Regions from separate parts of the Homo sapiens genome. Here regions 2, 3 and 4 are each linked to region 1. The links are chromatin loops, found by intact Hi-C in ENCODE. Cell type or tissue: HCT116. All regions are shown on one strand. Region 1 has its middle 5.9 kb from the start of HECTD4. Region 2 holds the start of NAA25 (N-alpha-acetyltransferase 25, NatB auxiliary subunit). Region 3 has its middle 18 kb from the start of MAPKAPK5. Region 4 overlaps TMEM116 (transmembrane protein 116).

Region 1 (8,000 bases):
TAGGAAAATGGTACAATTGTTAAAGAAACTGCAAGCAGTCAGGGTGGCTTGCTGAGATGAAGATGGGCATTGTATGCCTAAGATCTCAGAAGCACAGACAACAAAAACAGACAAACAGGACTTAAACCAAAAAGCTTCTGTACAGCAAAAGAAATAATCAAGATAATGAACCAACAACACACACAATGAAAGAAAATATCTGTGGGCCAGGCACAGTAGCTCACACTTGTAATCCCAGCATTTTGGGAGGCCAAGGTGGGCAGATCACCTGAGGTCAGGAGCTTGAGACCAGCCTGGCCAACATGGTAAAACCCCATCTCTACTAAAAATGTAAAAATTAGCTGGGTGTGGTGGCATGTACCTGTAATCCCAGCTACTTGGGAGGCTGAGGCAGGAGAGTTGCTTGAACCCCGGAGATGGATGTTTCAGTGAGCCAAGATTGCACCACTGCACTCCAGCCTGGTCGACAGAGCGAAACTCTGTCTCAAAAAAAAAGTTCGAGACTAGCCTGGCCAACATGGTGAAACCCTGTCTCTACTAAAAATTCAAAATATTTAGCCAGGCGTGGTGGCATGTCCCTGTGGTTCCAGCTACTTGGGAGGCTAAGGCACAAGAATGGCTTGAACTGAGATTGCGGTGAGCCGAGATCGCGCCACTGCTCTCCGGTCTGGGTCACAGAGTGAGACTTTGTCTCAAAAAAAAAAAAAAAGAAAAATAGACATTGCATGTTCTCATTCCTAAGTCAGTGCTAAAAAAGGTGTACACATGGACATAGAGAGTAGAATGATAGATACTGGAGATCAGAAGGATGAGGGGGTGTTAGGGGGTAGATGATGAGAAATTACATAATGGGTACAATGTATACTATTTGGATGACAGATACCCTAAAAGCCCTGACTTGACCACTTCTCATGTAATGTAATTGCATTTCTACCCCATATATATATATATAAATGTCCAACAAGTATACGAAAAAAGACATATATATATGTCTTTATATATATATATGTCTTTATATATATATGTCTTTATATATATATGTCTTTATATATATATATATATATATATATATGTCTTTATATATCTATGTTTTTATATGCATATAAAGATGGGCACTGGCCTGAGATGACCTGAAGCAGGTGACAAGTGAGAGTATACAATGCAAATTATTTTTTGTTTTGTTTTTGTTTGATTTATTTATTTTTCTGAGACCGAGCCTCATTCTGTCGACCAGGCTGGAGTGCAGTGGCACGATCTCCGCTCACTGCAACCTCCACCTCCTGGGTTGGAGTGATTCTAGTGCCTCAGCCTCCTAAGCAGCTGGGATTACAGGGGTCCGCCACCATGCCCGGCTAATTTTTGTATTTTTTTTTAGTATAGGCGGGGTTTCATCATGTTGGCCAGGCTGGTCTCAAACTCCTGGCCTAAGTGATCCGCCCACCTCAGCCTCCCAAAGTGCTGGGATTACAGGCTTGAGCCACCACAGCCAGCCTATTTTATTTTAAAATGTAAATCTTTATATATATATATATTTTTTTTTTTTTTTTAATTATACTTTAAGTTCTAGGGTACATGTGCACAACGTGCAGGTTTGTTACATATGTATACATTTGCCATGTTGGTGTGCTGCACCCATTAACTCACCATTTACATTGGGTATGTCTCCTAATGCTATCCCTCCCCCCTCCCCCCTCCCCCCACCCCACAACAGGCCCCGGTGTGTGATGTTCCCCTTCCTGTGTCCAAGTGTTCTCATTGTTCAATTCCCACCTATGAGTGAGAACATGTGGTGTTTGGTTTTTTGTCCTTGTGATAGTTTGCTGAGAATGATGGTTTCCAGCTTCATCCATATCCCTACAAAGGACATGAACTCATCATTTTTTATGGCTGCATAGTATTCCATGGTGTATATGTGCCACATTTTCTTAATCCAGTCTATCATTGATGGGCATTTGGGTTGGTTCCAAGTCTTTGCTATTGTGAATAGTGCCACAACAAACATACGTGTGCATGTGTCTTTATAGCAGCATGACTTATAATCCTTTGGGTATATACCCAGTAATGGGATGGCTGGGTCAAATGGTATTTCTAGTTCTAGATCCCTGAGGAATCACTACACTGTCTTCCACAATGGTCAAACTAGTTTACAGTCCCACCAACAGTGTAAAAGTGTTCCTATTTCTCCACATCCTCTCCAGCACCTGTTGTTTCCTGACTTTTTAATGATCGCCATTCTAACTGGTGTGAGATGGTATCTCATTGTGGTTTTAATTTGCGTTTCTCTGATGGCCAGTGATGATGAGCCTTTTTTCATGTGTCTGTTGGCTGCATAAATGTCTTCTTTTGAGAACTGTCTGTTCATATCCTTCGCCCACTTGTTGATGGGGTTGTTTTTTTCTTGTAAATTTGTTTGAGTTCTTTGTAGACTCTGGATATTAGCCCTTTGTCAGATGAGTAGATTGCAAAAATTTTCTCCCATTCTGTAGGTTGCCTGTTCACTCTGATGGTAGTTTCTTTTGCTGTGCAGAAGCTCTTTAGTGTAATTAGATCCCATAAAATGTAAATCATTATAAATGAATAGTCTCATGACTTTAACTGTTTTTCTTTCCAATTCTTGGTTCTCTGCCCTCCTTCCCCACATGTTTCTTCCCTAATACTTCCTATCTCAGGGAATCATAGCTCCATTTCTGTTATGGGCTGAACTGTGTCCCTTTGAAAATTTACATGATGAAGTCCTAACCCTCAGTACCTCAGGATGTAATGTTATTTGGAGACAGGGTCTTCAGAGAGAGAGAGAATCAAGTTAAAATGAAGTCCTTAAGATGGGGGCCCAATCCAATATGACTAATGTTCTTGTAAAAAGAGAAAATTTGGGCCAGGTGTGGTGACTCATGCTTGTAATCCCAGCACTTTGGGAGGTCAAGGCGGGAGGACTTCTTGAGTCCAGCAGTTGTAGGCAAGCCTGGGCAACACAGCAAGACCCCATCTTTAAAAAAAAAAAATTAGCCAGGTGTGGTGGCACATGCCTGTAGTCCCGGCTACTAGGGAGGCTGAAGAGGGAGGTTCACTTGAGCCTAGCAGGCTGAGACTGCAGTGAGCCGTGATCGTGCCACTGCACTCCAGCAACAAAGTGAGACCTTGTCTCAAAAAAAAAAAAAAAAAAAGAGAGAGACGAACAAATTTGGACACAGACACACACCAAGGGAAGACAATATACAGAGACATAGGAAGACTATGGTCATCTACAAGCCATGGAGAGAGGTCTGGAATAGATTCTTCTTTCAAAACTCTCAGAAGGGCCAGGTGTGGTGGCTCACACCTCTAATCCTATCACTTTGGGAGGCAGAGGTGGGCAGTTGCTTGAGCTCAGGAGTTCGAGACTAGCCTGAGCAACATGGCGAAACCCTGTCTCTACAAAAAAATACAAAAATTAGCCAGGCATGGTGGTGCATGCCCATGGTCCCAGCTACTCAGAAGGCTGAGGCGGGAGGATCACTTGAGCCTGGGAGGCAGAAGTTGCAGTGAGTTGAGATCGCACCACTGCACTCCAGCCTGGGAAACAGACTGAGACCCTGTCTCAAACAAACAAACAAAGAAACAAACAAAAAATCCTCAGAAGGAACCAACCTTGCTTACTTATGAAGGTAGATACCACCACCATCATCCCAGAAAACTGGGAAACAGGTAGGTGGAATTACTTCTTCATGGTAACATGCAAAAGATCTGGGACCAAATCCAAGCAGTCCATGATTCAAACACCACACTGCATTGCATGTGCTTTTTTTGGTGAATAATAGTATTGAAGTTTCCCCCACCATCCTCACATTCATTAACTCATACGTAGCAGTTACCAGCTTTAAACTCAACATCTTCCGGGAACCTCACCCCCAGACTAGGTGCCCGGACTTCTCATCCCCGTTGGAATGATTCCTTCAAGCAGCCTCCCTGTCTTTCATGAGAAAGGGAAGCTGCCAGTCTCCTTGGGAACTCGATCCTCAAACCTAACTCTGCCTGGCACAGAGTAGGCATTTAATGAATACTGAAGGAACAAAAACGTACAGTGTTTGCTTTTCCTTGAGTGAAAACTCTTCAATAATATCTTTTGTCCACTTTTCCTTTGTGCTAACAACTTTTTTATTTTTATTTTTATTTTTATTTTTTGAGATGGACTCGTTAGGTTGCCCAGGCTGGAGTGCAGTGGCGTAATCTCGGCTCGCTGCAACATTCATCTCCCGGGTTCAAGTGATTCTCATGCCTCAGCCTCCTGGTAACTGGGTAACTGGGATTACAGGCGCGCACCACCACACCTGGCTAATTTTGTAATTTTAGTAGAGATGGGGTTTTGCCCTGTTGGCCAGGCTGGTCTCGAACTCCTGACTTCAGGTGATCCGCCCACCTCGGCTTCCCAAAGTGCTGGGATTACAGGCATGAGCCATAACTTTTTGTTTTTGTTTTTTTGTGTTTTTGTGAGACGGAGTCTCGCTCTGTTGCCCAGACTGGAGTGCAGTGGCGCGATCTCGGCTCACCGCAAGCTCCGCCTCCTGGGTTCACGCCATTCTCCCGCCTCAGCCTCCCGAGTAGCTGGGACTACAGGCGCCTGCCACCGCGCACGGCTAGTATTTTTAGTAGAGACGGGGTTTCACCGTGTTAGCCAGGATGGTCTCTATCTCCTGACCTCGTGATCCACCCGCCTCGGCCTTCCAAAGTGCTGGGATTACAGGCGTGAGCCACCGCGCCCGGCCACAACTTTTTCTTAATCTAATTTTTTTGCAGGAGACGAATGTTAGCAAATTTCCAAGTCTGAACTACAAATCCCAGTGCAGCAAGGCCTGTGATGCACACAAGGTGGCGATGGAGGACATAGCATCTTTCAGAGCTCCCTGCTGCTGATGATCTTTTCAAATGAGAAAGGCATTTAATGCTGCTTCATCTTCTGGCTTTTCATCAATGTGGAGACCCGTCCTTTAGTTTTAGCAATTCAGTGGTGCTCCAAGGAGAATTTCCCCCTCCTCGTTTTCAAATATCTCTTTCATCTGATTTCTTTTCCCTGTTACCACATAGATCCACCCATGAGCCAAAATAATCTTCTTTGAAATAAAAATATGAACAGGGCCTACCAGAACACTTGGAAAAAAGATTTTGAGTAGGTGTGTGTGTTTCCTCTTTGAGACTGTAATTAGTAAGACGGAAATAATCAATCTCCCCCATAGGTTCTGTGTGTGTGTGTGTGTGTGTGTGTGTGTATTTTTTCCTTGGTGTTTTGAAAGGCCTTAAAAATTAACATGGCTGCCTCATCTAAAACCACCTTTAAGCTCTAATAAAGTTTATCAAGGACCACTTATCTTCACACCACACTCACATATTTTTGGACCCAGGAAGGATTACGAAGTCATTTTAGACAGTCAGCTGGTATAGAAAACCAGCAGAAGGGAGAGATATTGCAAAATCCCAGAGGGGCCCCAGCTTGAGCCAGGGCTAGCGAGTATCACGTCAGCAGCTGGGGCAGGAGGGAGATGATCTCCATCAACAAGCCTGCTGCTCCCTCTTGGGGAGATGCCTCCCAGGAGTAACTGAGGTCCAACCTAGTCATAGCTATTCTTCCTATTTTCCTCATATTTCTTCTCTGCTTCTAACTTAGGGTTGCCCAGCCAACACTTTCTCTTGCTCCTTTTCCCATCCTGATCCCCCATTCTTGAATAGAAGAGTAGAAATGACGATTCCAAAGAAAAGAAGTCATAAGCCATAAATCTTTCCTTCCTATAAATGAATGTCTTGTGTGTGTATGTGTGTGTTGTCTAGACTAGATACAGATTCTCTTCCTCGTAGCTTCCAACCTAAAGTTCTTTTGACCAGGCATTTTCTTTGTCTTGCTGATCTGTTCTAGAAATCCCTACTAAATGGTCTCCTTTCCGGAGGGGGTTCTATAAATATTAATTCATCAGCTGCCTCATCATGGTGCAGTGGCAGCCATGCAGTCCTATGACTAATTAATTACTGTTGCTAAAATATTAAATAACTATTCATTATGCAGTCTAAAGACTTTAAGCCCTAGATCTGTGCTGTTTTCATCACTTAGGCTGAAGGACAAGAGTTCCTGGGCACCTTGACTCCTGATCTTAAAACATCATTAAGAGTAGAAGAAATAAGACTAAGTATAGAAGAAATTTTATCTGAACTATTTAAGATGGTTAGAGTCCTGAATCTAAGCATTTAAAAATTGTGATGGGCCGGTCATAGTGGCTCATGCCTGTAATCCCAGTGCTTTGGGGAGGCCAAGGTGTGAATATCACGTGAGGCTAGGAGTTGGAGATCAGCCTAGGCAACACAGGCAGAGCCCATCTCTAAAAAAATTTTTTTAAAAATGAAAAAATACCAGCCTGGCCAACATGGTGAAACCCCATCTCTACTAAACGTACAAAAGTTAGCCGGGTGTGGTGGTGGGTGCCTGTAATCCCAACTACTCGGGAGGCTGAACCAGGAGAATCACTTGAACCCGGGAGGCGGAGGTTGCAGTGAGCCAAGATCTAGCCATTGCACTCCAGCCTGGGTGACAGAGTGAAACTCCATCTCGAAATAAATAAATAAAATAAAATGGGCCAGGCGCAGTGGCTCATGCCTGTAATCCCAGCACTTTGGGAGGCCGAGGTGGGTGGATCACCTGAGGTCAGGACTTTGAGACCAGCCTGACCAACATGGTGAAACCCCGCCTCTACTAAAAATACAAAATTGGCCGAGCGTGGTGGTACATGCCTGTAATCCCAGCTACTCGGGAGGCTGAGGCAGGAGAATCACTTGAACCCAGGAGATGGAGGTTGCAGTGAGCCAAGATTGCACTACTGCACTCCAGCCTGGGTGACAGAGCAAGACTCTGTCTCAAAAAAAATAAAATAAAATAAATAATAGAGACAGGGTCTCTCTCTGTCACCCAGGCTAGAGTGCAGTGACACAACCATGGCTCATTGCAGCTTCAACCTCCTGGGCTCAAGCAATCCTCCCACCTCAGCCTTCTAAGTAGCTAGGACTACAGCTGCACATCACGATGCTCACCTAATTTTGCTTGTTTATTTATTTATTTATTTATTTAGAGACAGCGTTGCACTCTTGTTGCCCAGGCTGGAGTGCAATGGCGCTATCTCGGCTCACCGCAACCTCCGCCTCCTGGGTTCAAGTGATTCTCCTGCCTCAGCCTCCTGAGTAGCTGGGACTACAGGTGCACGCCACGACACCTGGCTAATTTTTATATATTTTTTAGTAGAGAAAGGGTTTTGCCATGTTGGCCACGCTGCTCTCGAACTCCTGACCGCAGGTGATCTGCCTGCCTCAGCCTCCCAAAATGCTGGGATTACAGGTGCAAGCCACCACATCCAGCCTATATATATATTTTTAATTGTGATAGATAGTTGTTATTAGGTTTGGAAAAGGGAATGAAGGGCCGGGCGCGGTGGCTCACACCTGTAATCCCAGCACTTTGGGAGGCCGAGGCGGGTAGATCACGAGGTCAGGAGTTCGAGACCAGCCTGACCGACATGGTAAAACCCCGTCTCTACTAAAAATACAAAAATTAGCCAGGCATGGTGGTGCACGCCTGTAATCCCAGCTACTCGGGAGGCTGAGGCAGGAGAATCACTTGAAACCAGGAGGCAGAGGTTGCAGTGAGTCAAGAGGTTGCAGTGAGCCGAGATCATGCCATTGCACTCCAGCCTGGGCAACAGAGCAAGACTCCGTCTCAAAAAAAAAAAAAAAAGGAATGAAGGAGTTTTCTTACAGTCAAAATAAGGAAGCTGAAGTTGTAAAATCGGACAGACCTGGGTTTACATCTGAGCTTTGATGTTTACTGGCTTTGTGACATTGAGCAAAGTATCTAACTGAGTCTTGACTTCCCAGCTGAAAGTAGGAATAATAATACTCCCCCTCTCAGACATTTGGGAGGATTTGATGAAATGGCCATTCCATTACACTTGCCTGTTTTATTGTTTCCATGGTTCTGATCAACTCTGAAC
Region 2 (8,000 bases), 280 kb after region 1:
TACAGGTATGAGCCACCACACCCGGCCAGGGAGAATGTTTCTCACTAGAGAAAATGTTACCAAATGAAGACTGTATGCCCCTCCTCTAAGTTGAGAAAATGGAAAACACTACTTAATGAGCACCTGCTGTATACCAAGCACTTTTCCATAATGTCATCGCTAAGAGCTCCAAGTTCTGAATTGTACAGCAAGGATGGGCTTTTGGCTTCCTCAGAGGTCATCTTGTTACCCGAAAAGATTCAGGCCTGCCAAAGGGTGTGCAAGCTGCCTCCCAGCGGCAGGTAAGGACAGGCCCAGAGCCTAGCGAGTCACTGCTTCATTCTTAGGTTCTGAGGACAAGCAGTAGGAATGGGAAAAGAGAACAACCAATTAATCCTAGTTGGATGCTAAGCAGTCTTTCAGAGTGGAGGGAAATATATCCCACTAAGGATGGTGACCTAAGACTCTAGAAGCCTCTGCTAGGTAGATCCATATGATGCCCTGGTCTTGCCAAGTTCAGGGAGCTGGGTGCCAAGTCTATCAGCATTCCTCTGGGGCCAGGCCAACAAAGGTAGCGTAAGAACATGGCTGAGTAACCCGAGCCTTGGTTAGGAGCCTCATATGTGCTCCCCTTAAAGGTGCTGTATTTTTCCATTCCTGGGAAATTCTTAAATCTCAGGTGACTCATCATCTCTTTCACTTGCACCAAAGGTGAACCCCAGCTCTCCTCCCTCCTTTTCCCTGTCCTAGCCCAACCTCAGCAGGGTCACACACCATCTCTGAGTGATCCTAGGGTCAGCTTGCCTGAGGCATCTGCCCTTCATTGTTGCTGCTTAGCATGATTTGGGGGGCATGGAGTTTCCCCTAGCGCAGGGTTGCCCGATTTAGCAAATAAAAATACAGGACACCCAGTTAAATTTGAATTTAAGATAAACAGTGAATGTATGTATGTATGTCTCAAATATTTTGTTGTACTTTGCCTGATAACTTCATCCCGGGAGTCTTTGTTTGTTTGTTTTTGGAGAGTCAGGGTCTCGCTCTGTCACCCAGGCCGGAGTGCAGTAGTGCAATCATAGCTCACTACAGCCTCAAACTCCTGGGCTCAAATGATCCTTATCCAGGGAGTATTTATTTATTTATATATATTTTTGAGACAGAGTCTCCCTCTGTTGCCCAGGCTGGAGTGCAGTGTTGCAATCTCGGCTCTGCAACTTCCACCTCCTGGGCTCAAGTGATTCTTGTGCCTCAGCCCCCTGAGTAGCTGGGATTACAGGTGCGCACCACCCTGCTCAGCTAATTTTTTTTTTTTTTTTTTTTTTTTTGGAGATGGAGTCTCACTCTGTTGCAGGCTGGAGTGCAGTGGCACAATCTCGGCTCACTGCAAGCTCCGTCTCCTGGGTTCACGCCATTCTCCTGCCTCAGCCTCCCGAGTAGCTGGGACTACAAGTGCCCGCCACCACGTCTGGCTAATTTTTTTGTATTTTTAGTAAAGACAGGGTTTCACCGTGTTAGCCAGGATGGTCTCGATCTCCTGACCTCGTGATCCACCCACCTTAGCCTCCCAAAGTGCTGGGATTACAGGCGTGAGCCACTGTGCCCAGCCGCTCAGCTAATTTTTTATTTTTAGTAGAGATGGGGTTTTGCCATGTTGCCCAGGCTGGTCTCGAACTCATGTCCTCAAGTGATCCGCTCGCCTAGACCTCCTAAGTGCTAGGATTACAGGCGTGAGTCACCATTCCCGACCTCTGGAGTATTTAAATGCCTTCCTTTTTTTTTTTTTTTTTTGAGATGGAGTCTTGCTCTGTTGCCCAGGCTAGAGTGCAACAACATGATCTTGGCTCACTGCAACCTCCACCTCCCGGGTTCAAGCCTCAGCCTCGGGAGTAGCTGGGATTACAGGCACGTGCCACCACGCCTGACTAATTTTTTGTATTTTTAGTAGAGATGGGGTTTCGCCACGTTGCCCAGGCTGGTCTCAAACTCCTGACCTCAGGTGATCCACCCGCCTCGGCCTCACAAAGTGCTGAGATTACAGGCACGACCCACTGCACCCGGCCTATTTATTTATTTATGCAAGAGTCTTGCTCTGTTGCCCATGCTGGAGTGCAATGGCACGATCTTGGCTCACTGCAACCTTTGCCTACCGGGTTCAAGCGATTCTCCTGCCTCAGCCTCCTGAGTAGCCGGGGTTACAGGCTCACACTACCACACCCAGCTAATATTTGTATTTTTAGCAGAGAAGGGGTTTTATCATGTTGGCCAGGCTTGTCTTGAACCCCTGACCTCATGTGATCCACCCACTTTGGCCTGCCAAAGTGGTGGGATTACAGGGGTGAGCCACCAAGCCAGCCTTACCACACTATTTAAAATTACCTCCCTCTCTCACTGCCCCCCTTTCCTGCTTTATTTTTCTCAGTAGCATTTATCACCATGTAATAGGCTATCTACTTATTTATTGTCTGTCTCCCTCACTACAAATAAAAACTCCATTAAGTCTCTGTCTATTTTATTTATTGATGTATCCTCTGTGCCTAAAACAAGAGTGTGTCAAATAATAGGCACTCAATAACTCAGTGTTGTACGAATAAATCTATCTGTAAAAAGAGAGGTAATAATAAGATCTACCTCCCAGGGAAATACGATGACAGTTATGAAAATTAAATGAGAGAATAAATGTAAAGACCTTGCATTTAAATACTCTAGGCAGATACCGAGTAAGTATTCATCTAGGATGCTTCTTTGTTGGCTGAGTCCTGGGAGAAGGGTGTGTGGCAGGCCAGGTCTCACTAACACAGGCCTCCATAACAACTGTTTCAGTACTAACTGAGTGGTTAAGTTACATATTAAAAGCTAAAAAAAAAAAGCCAGTGCCCTTATACAAAGGATGGAATGTAACAAAAGCCCACCAAGAGTTTTGCCTAGGCCTTTCCTTGGCCTTAAAGCATGACAAAATAACGAAAGAATTCCTAACAGGACCCATTTAGGATTAAACAAATTTTATTGGGGGTCTGAAGTAACTCCCCAAACCTCCGTGATTTAGTAGGAGGCAAGATAAGGATAATCACCCCAGCACCTATTGCCATTTAGATTAAGTAAATTTACTGAGGCTTCAAAGGAAAGTCTTCAGGACTCAAACCTTAGTTATAGACTAAAGTGAGTTAATCAATTATTATTATTATTATTTTTTTTTTTTTGAGACGGAGCCTCCCTCGCCCAGGCTGGAGTGCAGTGCCGGGATCTCGGCTCACTGCAAGCTCCGCCTTCCGGGTTCACGCCATTCTCCTGCCTCAGCCTCCCTAGTAGCTGGGACTACAGGCGCCTGTCACTGCGCCCAGCTAATTTTTTGTATTTTTAGTAGAGATGGGGTTTCACCGTGGTCTCGATCTCCTGACCTCGTGATCCGCCCGCCTTGGCCTCCCAAAGTGCTGGGATTACAGGCATGAGCCACCGCGCCCGGCGAGTTAATCACTTATGTCTTTAGATGAATGCACATTTACACGTAGACATATAGCTTAGAAGGTATATAAGCTCTGGAAAGCTTTGTAATTTTAAGTTGGTCTGGTGATAATTTCCAGGCCTTCTCCCTGTAACTGGTTGCAGAAATAAAAACTCGCTTCCTCTCCAGTTCATCTGCATCTCCTTACTGAACCAGGAGAAACAGCAGCCTGACGCTCAGTTTGGTCCAGGAACAGGTGGTGGAGGGCTCTCGAACTTTTTTCTTTTTTTTTTTTTTTTTTTGAGATGGAGTCTCGCTCTGTCGCCCAGGCTGGGGTGCAGTGGCGCGATCTCGGCTTACTGCAAGCTCCGCCTCCTGGGTTCACGCCATTCTCCTGCCTCAGCCTCATGAGTAGCTGGGACTACAGGCGCCCGCCACTACGCCCCGCTAACTTTTTTTGTATTTTTAGTAGAGATGGGGTTTCACCGTGTTAGCCAGGATGGTCTCGATCTCCTGACCTTGTGATCCGCCCGCCTCGGCCTCCCAAAGTGCTGGGATTACAGGCTGAGCCACAGCGCCCGGCTCTCTCGAACTTTTTTGGCAGATTTTTGCTGTTGATCAGCCCCGCTTCCCCAACTTTCCCCTGGGTCTCTCTCCCCCGGGAGTTTCTGGTTCCTCTGCGATTAATCACAGCCAAGTCTAGCTGGTTCTTCAGGACGGAGAATAAATAGGATAAACAGGAGCAGCCGAACCCTAACTTTGAGAGCTTTCTCCCCTCCTCTCCTAACTTCCCAGTCAGTGACTCGGAAGACTTTAACAGCAACAGCTGCCTCCTCTTGCCAGCTTGATCCCACCTGCTAAGTGAAGGAACAGCGTTTAAAGAGGTGGCAATCGGCAAGGGTGGATGCTTCCCTTTCCGCGCAGGCGCGTTCAGTCGCAGCACCGCGACTATCGTGATAGACAAGCGAGATCGACGCTGGCCCTTTAATAGCCCTTTCCCGGGGTCCTGCCCCGCGCGTGCGCACTGTGGTTCTGCGCTTGTCATCATGGCGACGCGGGGCCATGTGCAGGACCCTAACGACAGGCGCCTCCGGCCCATTTACGGTGAGTGTCTTGGACCAGCCCGCTCGCCAGCCCGACGCGCCGAGGGCTGCCGAGGCTGGGGCGAAAGCCCAGGAGGGGTGCTGAGGGCCGGCGCGCGGGCCGGGCAGGCGCAGGGGGGCGGGCCGCGCGGGCCACTAGGCCGCAGCCGCGGGCCTCGCGTAGGCGCCGGCCCAACCTTCCTCAGCCTTGGGGTGGTAGTGGCGCGGTCTGGGCAGCAGCTGGTCGGCAGAGCTGGCCTGCTTGGCAGGCCCCGTGGGACGCGTGGTTCTGCAGACACCTGCGCTACCCGCAGGCTGCATCGTTACCGCCGCTCCTAGGGAGACCGGAGATCTCCCCGAAGGTGGAAGCCGGCTCCGGCACGAGGGTGGGACGCCCTGCCTGAGGGAAGATTCCCTACCAGAGATTTTTTTTTATTTACGGGAATTGGGCCTAGAGGGTTGTCTGACTAGGTGGGCTTCGGTGCATAGGAGAAACTGAGGTCCGGAGTGGGGAAGGGGCTGACGCAAGGTCACCCAGATCGAGTCAGGAGCAGGCCCGAGATTCCAGGCTCCCAATCCAGAGCTGTTGGGTGGAGAAGCAGCTACTCTGGTCACACGTGGGAGGCGGGGGGAGGGGGTCTTGGGCCTAAAATAGCGGTGAAGAGATTGTGATAGCTCGTGTCAGAGGGGCATGCAGAGCTACTGGAGGGCTTCTCCTTTCTGCAGCTTCTCTGTGGTTTTCTCTGCAGCTTTCCTTCCCTGTGCTAAGCAGATCCCTCTCCACAACTCTTACCTCAACCCGCAGACTTGAAGACCTTGATGTCATCTCATCCATTTACCCTGGTAGTGAAAAATCACAGATTTTGAGTTTGGGAGAAACCCTTTTCCAATAACCGAAATGTGTAATTGGATTGGTCCTTTTTGCATTTCCTTTCCTCTTAGATGGTTTTATGGTCTTGGTCTATCTCACTTAATGGTGAGGAAGCTTCAAGGTCAGTGGTTTTTACAAAAGTAGACATCGTATTTATAGACCTCATGTGGATGTTACTAAATTGGAGGCTTCTCTCCAAGGTGGGAATCGTTTTGGGAGCGGGGGGCGGTGGTTAACTTTGTTTCTGGCCACAGTTAGTCCGGCTTTTATTTCATAATTTGTGTGATTTTTTTTTTTACTCTCACATCTCATTTGATTTTAGCAACAATCCTATAGCTAAGGTTTATAGATGACTCATTATGACAGTCACTGGCCTTGGCCTTTTATATGGGTTATCTAATATAATCTTCACCCATTCTCAAGAGGTGGCTACTGTTTTTTCCTGCCCCTGAACCCTTTAACAACAACAACAACAAAAAAAAAAACAGATGAGGAAACTGAGGCTTTATTGTTGTTGTGTAATTTGTCTAAGGCCACTCAGTTAGTATTTCTTGGAGCTAGAATTTGAACCCCTGTGGACTGTTTCAGGCTCACCTTTTTTTTCTTTTGAGATGAGTCTCACTCTGTCGTCCAGGTTGGAGTACAGTGGCACAATCTCAGTTCACTGCACCCTCTGCCTCCCAGGTTCAAGCGATTCTCCTGCCTCAGCCTCCTGAGTAGCTGAGATTACAGTTGCACGCCACCAGGCCCAGCGAACTTCCATGTTTTTAGTAGAGACAGGAGTTTACCATGTTAGCCAGGCTGGACTTGAACTCTTGACCTACTCAGCCTCCCAAAGTGCTGGGATTATAGGTGTGAGCCACCATGCCTGGCTCCAGGCTCACCTTTTTTTTTTTTTTTTTTTTTTTTTTGGAGACAGTCTCATTCTGTCATCCAGGCTAGAGTGCAGTTGCACAATCACAGTGCACTGCAACCAGCCTCCGCCTCCTGGGTTCAAGTGATTCTCCTGCCTCAGTCTCCTGAGTAGCTGGGATTACAGGTGCCCGCCACCATGCCGGCTAATTTTTGTATATATTGTAGAGAATGGGTTTCGTCATGTTGCCCAGTCTAGTCTAAAACTCCTGAGCTCAAGCAGTCCTGCCTCAGCCTCCCAGAGTGCTGGGATTACAGGTGTGAGCCACTGTGCCTGGCCCAGGCTCACCTTCTTAACCACTGTGCTAGAAACTACCTCACTTTGAGCTGAAGACACTGATTTGCCTGAGGTCACACAGATGGTAAGTGGCAGAGAAAGGACTCTGATTTCCTATTTCCCCGGGGCTGCATATTCTCATGCCCTTGCCCTCCAGTGTATATTTTCAGAGGGCAGAGATATATATACAAGGTGGGTGATGGAAGGTGAGAACTGAATCCAGGGTTCATAGTTTGTGACTCATTACAGCTTTGTGCAGCAGCTGCCTGCAGACTTTTTTTTTTTTAAACTAAAAACACTCAATACTTTCAAGAATAATTTGATTTTTAAAATTGTTCTTGAGGACCAAAGAGAATTTCTTTGGTCCCATAGTTATTTAGAATTAATAGTGTTTTGACTGTCTAATGGGAAACACCATGTCCATTTCACATCACTAAACATCAGGATATATTAACAAGTTATATTCTCAAAACTGAAGTCAGAATTATGTAGCTTTTGTAACATGTACATGGGAAGAGGATTAGAAGAGGCTTTCTTCAGTAATTCTAAGGCGATTAGTATAAACTGGCAGGACTAGGAAAAGAACGGTACAGACTGTCCGTGAATTCAGCACTTAAGCACATTTGACTTTTGAACTCCACACTTTTGTTGTTTAAATACATTACTACCCCCAAACAACCATGGTTCCTTGAATTCAGACATTCTGACAAATGAACAAACTCATCTATGGTGGTACTTGCCCACCAGCCAAAAATTCAACAACTATCAGCATTAATTAGTGTTTACTGGTGGGCTGACTGCCCTATTAGGTAGGTAAGATTATTGTGATCAAACTGAAGCCTAGAGATTAACTTGCTCAAGGTTGTAGCTACCAAGTTGTAGAGCTGGGATTTGAACATAGACATTCTCACTGAGAGCTCAGCTCTTCACCAAGTTCAGATTCAGTAGCATCACTGTCTTTGTACAACAGTATTTGTACTGCCAAGGTTTCAGGATTTATTTTACAATTGTGTTGGAAACCTTGCTTGGGGCCTCAGCTCTTGCTGGAATTCATTGAGGGTATATGTGGACAGGGCTATGTGGTGATAAATTGTGGTGGGTTGAAATTTTACTGGTGGTGTCTAGGGTTGGAATAGCTTTTCTGTGTGCATAGATTTGAAACATCTTCCCAGTGCATCTCACATTACTAATAAGTTTGGGTATTGCATTTTTCGTTTTTGAAAACCTCCACCCATGACCTTACTGGAACCCATACTTGATTATTTGGTCTCCTTTTGCTAAAATTATTCTCTTTTGCTACGTAGTTCCCAGCAGATTTTGTACTCTTGTGTGACTTGGTAAGCCCCAGTGCCTTCTTTCGTTATTTTTTTGAGACAGGATCTGGCTCTGTCACCCAGGCTGGAGTGTCTTGGCTCACTGTAACCTCCACTTCCCAGGCTCAAG
Region 3 (8,000 bases), 560 kb after region 1:
TATTTTCTGTCATAGCTGAAGTGTGAATTGGGCTTATGTTCCCTGCCTCCAGACCATATTTTCGTGGCTCAGTTGGAGTGATGTCTCATCCTTCTGAATTCTGCCAAGCTGTCACAGGTTTTTCTCAGGCCATCTTCATTGGTTGAAGTTCACAACAACAGTGCTCTTCTCTAACGTCACACGCTTGGCCAATTGTGCTCTTGGATTAAGTTCTTAGTTGTGAATGCCTGCCAGAAAGGTTGTGCCTTCTGGGCACCTTGGCTCACACCTGTAATCTTGGCACTCTGGAAGGCCAGGAGTTCAAGACCAGCCTGAGTAACACAGCAAGACCTTATCTCAATAAAATAAATAAAAAGATTGGGCACGGTGGCTCACACTTGTAATCCCAGCACTTTGGGAGGCTGAGGCGGGCGGATCACCTGAGGTCAGGAGTTTGAGACCAGCCTGGCCAACATGCAGAAACCCGGTCTCTACTAAAAATACAAAAATTAGCTGGGCATGGTGGTACACGCCTGTAGTCCCAGCTACTCAGGAGGCTGAGGCAGGAGAATCATTTGAAACTGGGAGGCAGAGGTTGCAGTGAGCCGAGATTGTGCAAGTGCACTCCAGCTGGGGCAACAAGAGGGAAAATCCATCTCAAAAAAAAATAAATAAAATAATAAATAAATAACAAAATTTAAAAATAATACTATAAATGATAATAATAAAGGTTGCATCACATTATGTTTTCCTAGTAGTATGAGAGCATGCCCTGCTTTCTGACCTGTTTCTGTTCCTCAAATATAGCAAAACTGGACAGTCTGTGAATGGAAAGTTCTAGCATCTGCTGACCTGACTCAGCTCAAATCCTTCAGACCTCTGAGCTGGAAGGGGCCCAGAGGTCTCCAAGGCCAGCCTCACTCAGGTGCAGCATCCATGCTGGGGCTTTGTGGGCCGGCTGGAGTACTCAGTGGTTGCTAACTGGCTCCTGTCTCCCCTCTCAGAGCTCACAGAATAAATATCATCCCTCTCCTGGGACAGCTTTTTAGGTATCTCACGTGGTGGTCATTTCCTTAAAAATTTTGTTATTCTGAGAAACAATGCATAGCATAAAATGTACCAGCCTAACCATTTCTTTTTTCTTTGAGATGGAGTCTTGCTCTGTCACCTAGGCTGGCGTGCAATGGTGCAATCTCGGCTCACTGCAACCTCCGCCTCCTGGGTTCAAGCGATTCTCCTGCCTCAGCCTCCTGAGTAGCTGGGATTACAGGCACCCACCACCATGCCCAAGTAATTTTTTGTATTTTTAGTAGAGACGGGATTTCACCATGTTGACCAGGCTGGTCTCAAACTCCTGACCTCAGATGATCCACCCTCCTCTGCCTCCCAAAGTACTGGGATTACAGGCATAAGCCACCGTGCCCAGCTTCATCCTAACGATTTCTAAGAGTACAATTCAGTAACGTTAAGTATATCCACACTGTTGTGCAGCCAGTCTCAAGAACTTTTTCATGTTGCAAAACTGAAACTCTATACCCACTGAACAACTCCACATGGTAGCCTTGTAAAGCTGCTGAGGAGGCATGATTCCAAAGAATTTTAATATCTCATTTCACAATGATTATTCTCACTTTACAGCTGAGAAAAAAAGACAGTGTGTTAGTCTGTTTTGCATTGCTATAAAAGAATACCTGAAGCTGGGTAATTTTTTATTTTTATTTTTTTGAGACAGGGTCTGGCTCTGTTGCCTAGGCTGGAATGCAGTGGCACGATCTTGGCCCACTGCAACCTCTGCTTCCTGGGTTCAAGCAATTCTCATGCCTCAGCCTCCTGGGTAGCTGGGATTACAGGCATGCCCTACCATGCCTGGCTAATTTTTGTATTTTTATTAGAGATGGGGTTACACCATGTTGGTCAGGCTGGTCTCGAACTCTTGACCTCAGTAATCCACCTACCTCGGCCTCCCAAAGTGCTGGGATTACAGATGTGAGCCACCATGCCCAGCTGTGAAGCAGAGTAATTTATAAAGAAACGAGATTGATTTGGCTCATGGTTCTGCAGGCTGTACAAGCACAGCACTAGCATCTGTTCTGTTTCCGGTGAAGCCTCAGGAAGCTTAGAAAGCCTGTCAGAAGGCAAAGGGGGAGCTGGCATATCCGATGGCAGGAGGGAGCAAGAGAGATGCCAGGCTCCTTTTCATAGAGAGCTGAATGCCCGTGGGTCGTGACCAACTCAGCATTCCACTGAGGCTATATGATCAAACAGCAAACTGTTTATCATGAATGCAGAATGTGAGCAAACTTGCTTCTGCTCCAGCCACCAGAAGGTTTGCTGAGGGCAATCACTCCCCGGCACTGTATGCCTTGAGGTTATCTACTGGGACATCCAGAGCCTACTGTTCAAATAATGCAGTCTTGCAAGCCTGCTGTAAATCAAGCTGCTGACCACCAACCACCCCCCACCCTTCTCCCTATCTCCTTTACCCAATAAATACAAAGGGCTCTAAAGCTCAGGGCCCTTGTTCACTAGAAGCAAGGAGCCCCCGACCATGTCTTCCAAATATGCTTTTTTGTCTTTATCTTTATTCTCGCATTCGTCCCCCTTTGTTCAGTCCACCAAGGTCCATTCACGCATCAAAGTGGCACCCCAGAACAGGGACTCTGAGGACATGAACGAAGAAGGTCTGCTGAAGCAGAGAAGCTGAAATTGACAAGACGAATGGGGACACTGGGATGAGTCCACTGGCAGCAGATATAAGGTCAGTGCCCTAACGAGGTACTGGGAGCAATATAAGGTCAGTGCTCTCTTAAAGAAGTACTGGGTCCCAGCACTTTGGGAGGCCGAGGTGGGCAGATCACGAGGTCAGGAGATCGAGACCATCCTGGCTAACACGGTGAAACCCCGTCTTTACTAAAAAATACAAAAAAATAGCTGGGCGTGGTGGCGGGCGCCTGTAGTCCCAGCTACTCGGGAGGCTGAGGCAGGAGAATGGTGTGAACCTGGGAGGTGGAGCTTGCAGTGAGCCGAGATCGCACCACTGCACTCCAGCCTGGGTGACAGAGCGAGACACCATCTCAAAAAAAAAAAAAAAAAAAAAGAAGTACTGGGAATGGGAATTTTTCTGAATCAGGTAACATGGGGCAGAATTTGTCTGTTGAAAAAAAAAACGTGCAGTTGCTTAAAGTTTTGTTGAAACAATCTGGTGCTCAGGTTAATTCTCAGACATTAACTAAGATGCTGCAGGAGGTTATTACGCATAACCCATGGTTTCCACAGGCAGGCACTCCTGATGTAGAAAATTGGCACAGAGCAGGAGAAGGATTAAAACAGGCTCATCAAAAAGGTCTTAAAGTTGATTCTTCTGCTTTCTCCACTAGGAGTTTAGTTCATACTGTCCTTCTGCCATTATATCCTTTTTATTCTGCTGGACAGCAGGAGTCATGTTCTGAGTCTAAAAATCTGAAAGAATCTGTTGTCCCACCCACAGCACCAATTGAAAATAAAAAACAGGAGAGGGAGGATAAAAATTGGCCTATACCGCCCCCTCCAGTTGCAGAAACATCTGTACCGCCTCCTTCAGTAGCCGAAATAGAGACCTCAATACAAAGAATTTTATGCTCTGCTGCCTGCACTTTTCCTATTTCCATAAGGCCTGATCCAAACAATCCACAGCAGTTTATTCATGAACACACCCCACTAGAGTTTACGTTGTTGAAGGAATGAAAAATTAAGTGTAATTAATAATGGGATACAGAGCCCATTCACCTTAGGATTGCTAGAATCTGTATTTGGTGCTATGCGCCTTCTACCCTTTGATGTAAAACATTTGGCTTGCACTTGTTTGTCTGCTACTGCATACCTGACTTGGAATTTAAATTGGCAAGAAATGTGTGCAGACCAGGCTAGACAGAATCATGCTTCTGGACACGGAGACATTACAGAGGGTATGCTGTTAGGTAATGGCCCTTTATTCAGACCTGGAATGTCAAATGGCACTCCCAGATCCTGCTTATCAGCAGTGTGCACAGGCTGCTAAACACGCCTGGGCCACAATTCCAGAAGAGAGAGTCCCAGTACAATCCTTTTTACATCTCATGCAAGGGTCACAGGAACCCTATGTGCAATTTCTTGCAAGATTACAAGAGGCAGTGAAGCATCAAATTCCTCATACCGCTGCCACAGAAATGCTAACCTTAACTTTAGCTTTTGAGAATGCAAACGCAGATTGTAAACGTGCACTGGCACCTGTGAGGTGTACAAAACTTGGGAAATTTTCTCAGAACTTGTCAGGATGTAGAAACTGAGCTTCATTGCTCTGCAATTTTAGCTCAAGCAATGGCTAATTTAGTAGTTGACAAATCTAAAAGGAGCCAACGGTCAAACCCTAAAGTGGGAAAATGTTATAATTGTGGAAAAACTGGACATTTTAAAAAGGAATGCTGCCTGATCTCAGGGCAGAAAGGACCTTATAATGTGGTGCCCTCCACCCCCCTGGCCCAGCGGAAAAAAACGCCAGGACTCTGTCCTCACTGTAACAAAGGAAATCACTGGGCTATTCAATGCCGCTCAAAATTTCATCAAAACTGCAACCACCTGTCAGGAAACGAGAAGGGGGCCTGGACCCGGGCCCCTCAAACAATGAGGGCATTCCCAGTTCAGACCACAACCCCACTTCAGGGGTGGGTCCCAGGAGGAACATTGATTCCCTCACCCCAGGAACACCAGGAAGTGCAGGATTAGATCTTCCAGTCAGAGAAAGAATTACATTAATTGGTGGAGACAAACCTATCAAAGTTCCCATTGGCATTTGGGGACCTTTACCAGCAGGATACATAGACTAATTTTAGGCAAAAGCTGCCTTAACTTGCAAGGCATTACTGTAGTCCCAGGAGTAGCTGACTCTGATTATGAAGGAGAAATTCAAGTAGTTTTAATGTCACAAGATCTTTGGGTTTTTGAACCGGAAGAATATATTGCTCAATTATTGCTTATTCCCTGCAAATTACACCCTTCTCCATAAAAGGAGAAACGAGGAAATAAAGGGTTTGGGAGCACAACTACATGAGAAATCTATGTTCACAACCTATAGCTTATAATAGACCCACCTGTGTAGTACAAAGTAAAGGAAAGAAATTGTATGGGCTTATGGACACAGGAGCTGATGTGTCAGTAATATCCAGTAAGGACTGGCCCCCAGCATGGCCTCTCAGACTAACCTCCACATCCCTAGTGGGAGTAGGAGCAGCTAAAAGTGTTCAACAGAGTGCTGAGATTTTACCTTGTCTTGGTCCGGATGGACAATCATGTACTTTCCAGCCTTATGATGCAAATATAGCTATCAATTTATGGGGTCAAGAATTACTTACAGCATGGGATATGAGACTTACAAATGAAAACTTTCATAACCCAGGATTTAAAATGTTGAAGGACATGGGATATCAGAGTGGAAAAGGTTTAGGGAAATTCCTACAAGGAAACCCTAACCCGATATCTATAACTGGAGAAACAGAAAAGGGCAAGGATGTCAGGATTTCTGATGGGGATCATTGATATTTCTCCTCGACCCACTGCCTTACCATTAGAATGGCTTTGTGACAAACCTATGTGGGTGGATCAATGGCCCCTAACACAGGAGAAGCTAGATCAACTTCATCTGTTGGTAAAAGAACAATTGAATGCAGGACATATAGAGAAGTCAGCCCCTGGAATTCACCGGTATTTGTTATTCCAAAAAAGTCTGGAAGATGGTGACTACTGCATGATTTGAGAGTTATTAATGCGCAAATTAAACCAATGGGTGCCTTACAGCAAGGTTTACCTTCCCCAGCAGCCATTCCAAGAGACAGGCCTCTTGTAGGAATAGATCTTAAGGATTGTTTCTTTACTATACCATAACACGAGAAGGATAAGCCTCAATTTGCCTTCTCTGTGTCTTCTATTAATCATAGAGAACCTGTTTCTCACTATCAATGGAAAGTTTTACCTCAAGGCATGCTTAACAGTCCTACATTATGTCAGCATTTTGTGGGAAGAGCATTAAAGGAGCCTTGAAATATGTTTCCCACTGTGTATATCATTCATTTTATGGATGATATTCTTTTGGCCGCTCCTACAGATCAAATTTTACATCAGTTATTCAGAGAAACAAAACAGGCTTTAATTAAATGGAATCTCAAAATTGCTCCAGAGAAAGTGCAAACAACTTCCCCATACTAATACTTAGGAACTATTGTTATGGAGGGGAGTGTACTGTTGCAGGAAGTCAGGGACCCCAAACAGAGGGACTGGCTGAAGCCATGGCAGAAGAATGTGGATTGTGAAGATTTTATGGACATTTATTAGTTCCCCAAATTAATACTTTTGTAATTTCTTATGCCTGTCTTTACTGCAATCTCTAAACATAAGTTGTAAAGATTTCATGGACACTTATCACTTCCCCAGTCAATACCTTTGTGCTTTCCTATGCCTGTCTTTACTTTAATCTCTTAATCCTGTCCACTGAGGAGGATGTATGTCACTTCAGGACCATGTGATAATTGCATTAACTGCACAAATTGTACAGCATGTGTGTTTGAGCAATATGAAATGTGGGCACCTTGAAAAAAGAACAGGATAACAGCAATTGTTCAGGGAACAAGAGAGATAATCTTAAACTCTGACCGCTGGTGAGCTGGGCAGAACAGAGCCATATTTCTCTTCTTTCAAAAGCAAATGGGAGAAATATCACTGAATTCTTTTTCTCAGCATGGAACATCCCTGAGAAAGAGAATACGCACCTGGAGGTATAGGCTTATAAACAGCCCCCCCAGGTGCACCTGTCTCTTATGGTTGAGGCTGCAGAGATGAAATAGATTCCAGTCTCCCATAGTGCTCCCAGGCTTCTTAGGAAGAGGAAATTCCCGCCTAATAAATTTTGGTCAGAAGGTTGATCTCAAAACCCTGTCTCCTGATAAGATGTTATCAATGACAATGGTGCCCGAAACTTCATTAGCAATTTTAATTTCGCCTTGGTCCTGTGGTCATGTGATCTCACCCTGCCTCCACTCACCTTGTGATATTCTATTACCCTGTTAAGTACTTGATGTCTGTCACCCACACCTATTCGCACACTCCCTCCCCTTTTGAAACTCCCTAATAAAAACTTGCTGGTTTCTGCGGCTTGTGGGGCATCACGGAACCTACCGACATGTGATGTCTCCCCCGGATGCCCAGCTTTAAAATTTCTCTCTTTTGTACTCTGTCCCTTTATTTCTCAAGCTGGCCAATGCTTAGGAAAAATAGAAAAGAACCTACATGAATATCGGGGCAGGTTCCCCAATAGTGTACGGCCTCAGAAAGTAGTTCTCCATAAAGGCAGGTTACAGACTTTAAATGATTTTCAATAATTATTAGGAGATATAAATTGGCTGTGACCAATGCTAGGTATTGCAACTTATCAACTTACACATCTTTATCAAACCCTGCAAGGAGATTCTTCCTTAAATTCCCCACAGCAATTGACCAAAGAGGCAGAAGTGGAGTTACAACTTGTAGAGCAGATGCTACAGCAATGACATGCCTCATGGCTACAGCCACAAAAACCTTTGCTTTTGTTTGTTCTTCCTATCCCTCACTCTCCAACAGGACTTTTAGGCCAATGCTTAGACAAATCTGTAACCGTAATAGAATGGCTCTTTCTACCTAATCAGTCAAAACTTTGCAAGTCTATCTTTCTTTAATTACACAAATTGTGACTATGGGCAGGCATAGGTCAAAGATGCCTATGGGATATGATCCAGATAAAATTATTGTTCCTTTAGACTCTCAGCAACAGTCCACAGCTTGGGAAATGTCAACTGCCTGGCAAATCACTTTTGCAGACTTTGTGGGTGCCATAGACAACCACTATCCCTCAGACAAAGTTTTGCAGTTTTATAAAGTCCATTCTTTCATTCTTCCTGTGATTACTCATCACAAGCCTATTTCAGGTGGCCAGACTTATTTTACTGATGGCTCTTCTAAAGCTCATGCAGCTATTTATG
Region 4 (8,000 bases), 440 kb after region 1:
GACCTCAGGTGATCCACCCGCCTCGGTCTTCCAAAGTGCTGGGATTACAGGCATGAGCCATCACCCTGACCTATTTGGTTTTAGTTTACAGGGTTTTAGGAACAGCATTTCCTGGTTTTAGTAATTTTATGGAAGAAGGTTGGATTGGAGGTACCTAGAAGATTTTAGGATCTAGTCCATTCTATAGGTACATAATAAAAACTTGAAAACAATTCCTCAGGGCCACAGTCTAATAACAGGTGTATTACAGATTTTCTTAGAAACATAAGTTTTTTCTTTACCATAATTGCGATTTTTACCAAAGATAATAGAGTAAGACTAAATTGTTTGTAAAATAGTTTAGTTTTATCAAATATTACCTGATCATTAATATAAGTGCAGCAGGAATAGCAACTGACCACACTGTAATTTCAGATTTAAAAAGTTCTTAAGTCTAGGAAGCCAAATGAAGGCAGACTTTAGACTTTGTCCATAGTATCTATAAACAATTTAAATATGACATTCTAGTCAAAACCTTGCTAATATATATAAGCAATGTTTTAAATTGTATTCCATTATAAAAATAGCATATTTTTATTGAACTTGTGGAATCAACTATATTGTTATAAGAATAAGAATACTTATGGGTAGTTTTTTAGTTTTGAAGGGATCAAGTAGGGAGAAAAAGTAAATGATTTTACTTTTCTTTATAAAAGCATATTTTATCAAATTAGTGTAAACTGTAGATAGCTTAAGAGAAAAAGATTTTGTTTTTGTTTTTGTTTTCTTTCTTTTTTGGGGGTGGGGGTTGGGGGAGAGGGCCTTGCCCTATTGCCCAGGTTGGAGCACAGTGGCGCAATCATAGTTCACTGCAGCCTCTAACTCCTAAGCTCAAGCAACCCCCGCCACCCCCGCCACCCCACCACCTCAGCCTCCTGAGTAGCTCTGAGTAGCTGGGACTGCAGGTGTGCACCACCATGCCCAGCTAATTTTATTTTATTTTATTTTTTGTAGAGATGAGGTCTTGCTATGTTGTCCAGGCTGGTCTCAAACTCCTAGCCTCAAGTGATCCTCTTGGCTAGGACTACCAAAGTATTGGAATCACAGGTGTGAGCTACCATGCCCAGCCATTTTTTAAAAAGAATTTATTGGAACTTTGCAATTTACAAAGCCCCCCTGCCATATAATCCCATATGATGTATAAAATTAAAATAAATATATGCATGAGTATATTTGTTTTAAATTTTTAAAAGTTTTAGTTTACCTACTAGTAAATCTGGTAAAATTGTTGCCATTTTTGTTTTGGTGCTTTGATTATTCCCCAAGATACTGCCACTTGTTTTATGTACCAAGTTTGAGATGCTCTAGGTATGCAGGTGGCCTGAATATCTTTTAGCCATCCAACAAAATATTTACTGACTACCTACTATTGATCAAAATATTTACTGAGGACCTACTATTGATTGGCACTGTATGAAGCACTAAGTTCCTGTGGGAAACTAGACATCCTTATTCCTGTCTCTGCCCCTTTTCCTATTCTAGCCCTTTGTTTAGAATGCCCAACCCTCTTCCCCCTAACCTATTCAAATTCTATCTGTGATTCTGTCTTCTCATCTCACCTTACTCTGAACTCCTACGTTTCTCAGAAGACTTGAACTATTTCTTTCCTGGATGGGCACGGTAGCCCTCCCTCAACAGGAGCAGCAAGGTGGCTGAGCAGGGAGGAATATAAGTTTCAAGGCTTCTAGCTGAACTCAGTGCTTATATGTAAATTAACCTCTGAGAAAAGCATGTTTTTTACCTTGTACCTGCTAGGCTGGATCTCCCAAACCAGATGAGTGATCCTTGGCCCGACCAGTTTTTAAAATTTGGAAAACAAAACATTTAAGTAAAGAACCAACAGTGTTTTTTCTTTTTCCTGAGTCCCAACAGGAAACAAAAAACAACAAGGTTTTAAAAAATGTATTTGTTTTAGCCAGCCAAATACTTTAATTCCAAATAAACTTTTAAATAAAAGTCATAAAAACATTACTTTTATGTTATTTAATCTCATGTAACTAATTTTTTGGTTTTATCTTGATTAGCAGTTTTGCAGATTTATTAATTTTTGCATTGGAGTTTTGGAAAATTTGTATTTAGTCCATTAATATTGAAGTTATTAGAAATTTGTATTTAAGAGTACTTGTTAGAGTCTTTTTCATGAATCTGATTGCAGATACCTGTAGGGAAGAATGAAAACAATAACTGAGGATGACACAACCTTTGAATAACCATGTAAAATCTGGTGAAAGTTTACCATAACCAGACATTCACAATTAAATGTGGTTATTTTTGTGGTATAAAATAGTAATCAGAATTATGACTGATACCATATTAGATTTTAAGAGTTTTGTACAATTTTGGAACATTTATATCAATAACATACCCATAAAAGTAACTGAAAGTAGATCTAACATCACTTACCTTTTGACAATGTTTTCCATATAATTTGACATCTCAAGTAAGCCTGATTTTGTTTAATATTTCTCTTTTATAAACTTTTGAGAAGTTCTGAGGCCAAATGGAATAACCCAAAGTTAGTTTGAAGTCAAAAAAGACTTAATTTAGAGTCTGATTCTGGGGAAGCCTGTCAAAGATGTTAAAAGGTTTAAAACACTTGCTCAAAACAGGATCACATGTCACTATGAAATAATAATCATTTATTTAACCAGAGTGACCATCAAAAGTCTTTAAAAGCAAAAAAAAAAAAAAAAGTCTTTAAAAGCAAGTACAGAAATTTATGTGGATATAAATTTTTTAACACTTTAATTAAAAACCCAATATAACAATATGAAACACAGGAAATTATTTTGATTAAATGTAAAATCTTTGGTTTTTTTAGGCCAGTTATCAAGAATTTAAAGAAAAACCTGTAATATGATTTTTTTTTCTTTTTATGGAAAGTTCATTTAGATGACCTGGGAGTCAAATCTGATGAAAAGGTACTTGACTTTAACCCATTTATGCTGGAGGTTGCAGCTTTTTTGAATTGCAGACGTGTGAAAAATCAGACCTTGGGGATGACCTTGAGCAGTAGGATGTAACTTCTACATGCTTAGCATTCCAATAATGGAACACTAGGCATAAATGGGTTTTAATCAGATACTGGAAGAGTATGTGTTCAAGATTATGAGAGTGTACACAGTTTTATAGGAGAAGTAAACAAGAAAACTAGTATCTTAAGCAGGGGTGTTGGGAACAGGCCCCCAAATCCCAAACTGGCCATAAACAAAATCTCTGCAGCACTGTGACATGTTTGTGATGGCCATGACGCCCACGCTGAAGGTTGTGGGTTTACTGGAATGAGGGCAAGGAACACCTGGCCCACCCAGGGTGGAAAACCACTTAAAGGTGTTCCTAAACCACAAACAATATCCTGAGCGATCTGCGCCTTAAGGACATGTTCCTGCTGCAGATAACTAGCCAGAGCCCATCTCTTTGTTTTGGCCCATCCGTTTGTTTCCTGTAAGGAATACTTTTAGTTAATCTATAATCTATAGAACTAATGCTTATTACTGACTTGCTGTCAATAAATATGTGAGTCAAACTCTGTTCAGGGCTCTCAGCTCTGAAGGCTGTCAGCCCCCTGATCCCGCTCCACACTATATTTCTGTGTGTGTGTCTTTAATTCCTCTAGCACCACTGGGTTAGGGTCTCCATGACCAAGCTGGTCTTGGCAAGGGGAATGTATGGATTTTAGAAAAAGTAAAAGCATGTGAAATTGTCTGGTTACATGGAACAATTTTGACAAATCAAGAAAATCCAGGAGTACAGAATCAAGTTATACTAGAGGAAAACATTGTTCTAAACATAAAGCTTCAGTTTAGGAGATGGTTGAAAATTTAAAGAAACAGATTGTGGAATTAAAACATCATAGCTTTGCCTAGCCTAACTTAAACATGCTCAGAACACTTACATTAGCCTACAGTTGGGCAAAACACAAAGCCTATTTTATAATAAAGTGTTGAATATCTCATTTAATTTATTGAATACTGTCCTGAAAGTGAAAAACAGAATGGGTGTATGGGTACATAAAGAAGTACAGTTTCTACTGAATGCATATCTCTTTTATACCATAATAAAGTTGAAAAATTATAAGTTGTACAATTATAAAGTTAGGGACTATCTGTATGAGATTAAGCAGAAGGTTCTCATTTGTCTTCCCTATCATAGATTCTTCTTTATGCAAGGTAGTCATTCAATGAATATTTGTGTCTCTGGGAGTTTAACAAAATAAAGATGAGTCCTGAGTCTCTCAAAATAATACAAAGTAGTTAAGATGATAAATTAATAATCATTTATCTTTGCTATTGAAGAATGTTAACATTAATTACAGTTCTTGAGGTTTTTAACAATATCACTTAAGGTGTTACAAAATTTTAAACCTGAAAACTTCAAGAAGGGTCAAATTTAGAATGCTTATGTATCTGCTATGAGGGCTGAAAAAAAATCTAACAGATACAATGACATCCTGGTTCCCTCTACTGGGCGTAAATGAAATTACCTATTTCTTCTTCTTTTTTTTTTTTTTTTTTTTTTTTTTGAGATGGAGTCTAGCTCTGTTGCCCAGGCTGGAGTGCAATGGCTCGATCTCGGCTTACTGCAACCTTCACCTCCTGGGTTCAAGCGATTCTCCTGCCTCAGCCTCCCAAGTAGCTGGGACTACAGGCACACACCACCATGCCTGGCTAATTTTTGTATTTTTAGTAGAGATGGGGGTTTCACCATATTGGCCAGGCTGGTCTCGAACTCCTGACCTTTTCAAGGTTTGCCTGTTTTTTAAAGGCTTGCTTTTTTTTTTTTTTTTTTTTTTAGATGGAGTCTCACTCTGTCGTCCAGGCTGGAGTGCAGTGGCGCGATCTTGTCTCAGTGCAACCTCCATCTCCAGGGCTCAAGTGATTTGCCTGCCTCAGGCTCCAGGGTAGCTGGGATTACAGGCATACACCACCACCCCCACTAATTAGGCTTGCTTTTAAGCCTTGTGAGGGCAGCCTTTTATGTACAGCTAATTTGGTCCCATTACAGAAGCAATACTCTTCTTATGATTATGCCCTGTGTATTCTTCCACTCTGATTGATGAGAAAGCAAACAAACTATTCCTGGCCCTGTGTGAGCTTTAGGGATTGTCCCACCTACTCTTTTCTGAGGATTCTTTCTCTGGTTTTCATGGTTTTCTCTTCCATATACATTGATTAATACTTAACCAAAGACTTGGGGTGACCTCTGCAGCTCTCCTGAGCATTGTCTTACCATATAGCTTCCTCTGCTCTGATACTGTACTTCACAAATTTTAGCTGCCTTGGCCTCCCAAACTGAATTCTGTCGCTCAGCTCACCAAGACAGTGGTCTGTTTGGATTCCCCCTCCTGTACTCACTCTAATTTTTGTATTTATAGTAGAGATGGGGTTTCACCATGTTGGCCAGGATAATCTCGATCTCAACCTCATGATCTGCCCACCACGGCCTCACAAAGTGCTGAGATTACAGGGTGAGCCACTGTGCCCAGCCCTCCTATACTCGCTCTTACCAGCTGGTGAGCTGGGGTACTTGATGGACTCGCCTTGCTTTTCTTTTTTCAGGGATTGCTGTTCTCTTCTGCTTGTTGCCTACTGTTTGAAAACTGGATATTTTCATATATTTTATTCAATTTTTAGTTGTTTAAGGCTGGAGGGTAAATTCTATTCCTGTTATCTCATCAAAGCTGGAAGTAGAAATTCCTTCTCTTAGATTTTATCCTACTAGTTCCTTGATATCATCTCAGTTCTTAGGTTCTTTTAAGGATTTTTTAAAAAATATCTTATTCAGCATGTTTAGTTCTTTTGAATGGAAAGTTGATTCAAATAGCTTAGCCTGTCATTACTAGAAGTAGAAATCCTTATTGCCTTTTCAATTAAAAAATAAAATAGAAAAAGATTATATGATATCTTCGTAAAAGTGGGACTGTGGGGCAGGTAGAGGTGGATAATGCTGTGGTTCTTTTGAACAGTCCAAAGGATAAAATAAGGAAGCAGGGCATGTTTTAGGTAGGCCTGTTAGAGTTTCAGACTTGGGGCCAGGTGCGATTGCTCACACCTGTAATCCCAGCACTTAGGGAGGCCAAGGCAGGTGGATCACCTGAGGTCAGGAGTTCGAGACCAGCCTGGCCAACATGGTGAAACCCGATCTCTACCAAAAATACAATAAAATTAGCGGGGCGTAGTGGCACGTGTCTGTAATCCCAGCTACTCGGGAGGCTGAGGCAGGAGAATCGCTTGAACCTGGGAGGCAGAGGTTGCAGTGAGCCGAGATTGTGCCATTGCACTCCAGCTTAGGCAACAATAGCGAAAACTCTGTCACATACACACACAAAAAAGAATTTCAGACTTGGTATGGTTTTGCCTGGTATGGACACTAGATGGTACATTACTAATAGACTAGTAGGTAGGATTCTCATAATAGAAAATAATGAAGTATGTTGAAAGAACTTCACAGTGTCAGAGTGAGATAGTTATGATGGGTTGTTTTGATTTTAACCTAGATATTCTACATTTCCTCATTTCTCTACACCGTCAATTACATCTGGTATTTGTACACAGAGCTGAGGATGAAACACACCCAGAGTGGACAGAGCACATCTCCACTGGTAAGTTTTATTCAGGGCTGATAGTTAATAATAGTATGCTAGGCCGGGTGTGGTGACTCCTACCTGTAATCCCAGCAGTTAGGGAGGCTGAGGGGGGCAGATTGCTTATGCCCAGGAATTCGAGGCCAGTCTGGGCAAGTGGTGAAAGCCCATCTCTACAAAAAATACCAAAAAAATTAGCCGGGCATTGTAGCACATGCCTGGAGTCCTAGCTACTCCGGGGGCTGAAGTGGGAGGATCACTTGAGCCACTGTACCCCAGCCTGGGTGACAGAGACAGACCCTGTCTCAAAAAAAAAAAAGTGTGTAAAAACAATCCCTGTATATCCCTGATAAACGGTGTAAGCATTTAGCACTAGCTAGGTGCATTTATGGAGGTTAATTGAAGAAAAAACGTGTTCCCACTGTTTCCATTCTTTTGACATCACTTCCTCTTCTCCCTTCTCTCTCTCACACACACATACACACACCCACACACACACCCACACACACACACATACACATACAGGTTTGATTATAGGAGTATTATTTACAGTGCTGGCATTCCTGCCTGGTTTGACTCAGCAAGGGAAATTCTTCTTGACTCCATGCCAACCCTGCGAGACCCAGTTCTGTTATTTATCTCCTGTTGTGACCTTAGACATATCATCTCCCTTTCTTGCACCTCCAATTTTTCATTGTAAAATGAAGTGTTGGCCGGGCGCAGTGGCTTATGCCTATAATCTCAGCACTTAGGGAGGCCAAGGCGGGCAGATCACGAGGTCAGGAGATTGACACCATTCGGGCTAACACGGTGAAACTCCATCTCTACTAAAAATACAAAAAATTAGCCAGACGTGGTGGCGGGCGCCTGTAGTCCCAGCTACTCAGGAGGCTGAGGCAGGAGAATGGCATGAACCCGGGAGGCGGAGCTTGCAGTGAGCCGAGATCATGCCACACTGCACTCCAGCCTGGGCGACAGAGAGAGACTCCGTCTCAAAAAAACAAAACAAAACAAAAACAAAAACAAGCAAACAAAATGAAGTGTTAGCCGGGCGTGGTGGCTCACACCTGTAATCCTAGCACTCTGGGAAGCCAAGATGGGTGGATCACCTGAGGTCAGGAGTTTGAGACCAGCCTGACTAATATGGAGAAACCCCGTCTCTACTAAAAATACAAAATTAGCCAGGCATGGTGGCGCATGCCTGTAATCCCAGCTATTTGGGAGGCTGAGGCAGGAGAATTGCTTGAACCCAGGAGGCAGAGGTTGCGGTGAGCCAAGATTGCACCATTGCACTCCAGCCTGGGCAACGAGAGCAAAACTCTGTCTAAAAAAATAAAAATAAAAATAAAATAAAATGAAATGTTAGTCTATGTGATCT

What was found. Hi-C counts contacts between places; a loop is a spot of excess contacts. Peaks named below come from ENCODE experiments on the same cell type or tissue, not always from the same donor. Only the 100,000 strongest peaks of a DNase experiment are listed, where the experiment ranks them.
Region 2: a loop joins it to region 1, with 3 times the contacts of the local background. A loop is called at or near these places in 22 of 110 quality-filtered maps.
Region 3: it touches region 1 in a loop (13-fold over the local background); 7 of 110 quality-filtered maps call a loop at or near these places.
Region 4: it touches region 1 in a loop (9-fold over the local background); 35 of 110 quality-filtered maps call a loop at or near these places.

Annotation. Positions count from the first base shown.
Region 1 is chr12:112,384,372-112,392,371 of GRCh38, reverse strand. No RefSeq gene overlaps it. Among named protein-coding and RNA genes, the nearest start is that of HECTD4, 5.9 kb to the right of the region's middle. In HCT116, a CTCF peak has its summit at 4,848 (motif pointing right); a DNase peak (open chromatin) is centred at 4,841; H3K4me3 peaks cover 871 bases; H3K27ac peaks cover 1,047 bases.
Region 2 is chr12:112,105,235-112,113,234 of GRCh38, reverse strand. NAA25 (N-alpha-acetyltransferase 25, NatB auxiliary subunit) reads left to right here and starts at 4,452. Exons shown (of 24, transcript NM_024953.4): 1 at 4,452-4,519. The coding sequence starts at 4,462. RefSeq lists silencers at 4,503-4,582, 4,603-4,682 and an enhancer at 6,283-6,784. In HCT116, a CTCF peak has its summit at 270; DNase peaks (open chromatin) are centred at 564, 1,684, 3,647 and 4,404; H3K4me3 peaks cover 5,020 bases; H3K27ac peaks cover 6,617 bases.
Region 3 is chr12:111,820,033-111,828,032 of GRCh38, reverse strand. No RefSeq gene overlaps it. Among named protein-coding and RNA genes, the nearest start is that of MAPKAPK5, 18 kb to the left of the region's middle. In HCT116, a CTCF peak has its summit at 3,488; no DNase peak of the experiment used is centred here.
Region 4 is chr12:111,941,905-111,949,904 of GRCh38, reverse strand. TMEM116 (transmembrane protein 116) reads left to right here. Exons shown (of 11, transcript NM_001193531.2): 5 at 6,536-6,640. Among named protein-coding and RNA genes, the nearest start is that of TMEM116, 67 kb to the left of the region's middle. In HCT116, a CTCF peak has its summit at 4,467 (motif pointing left); a DNase peak (open chromatin) is centred at 4,454.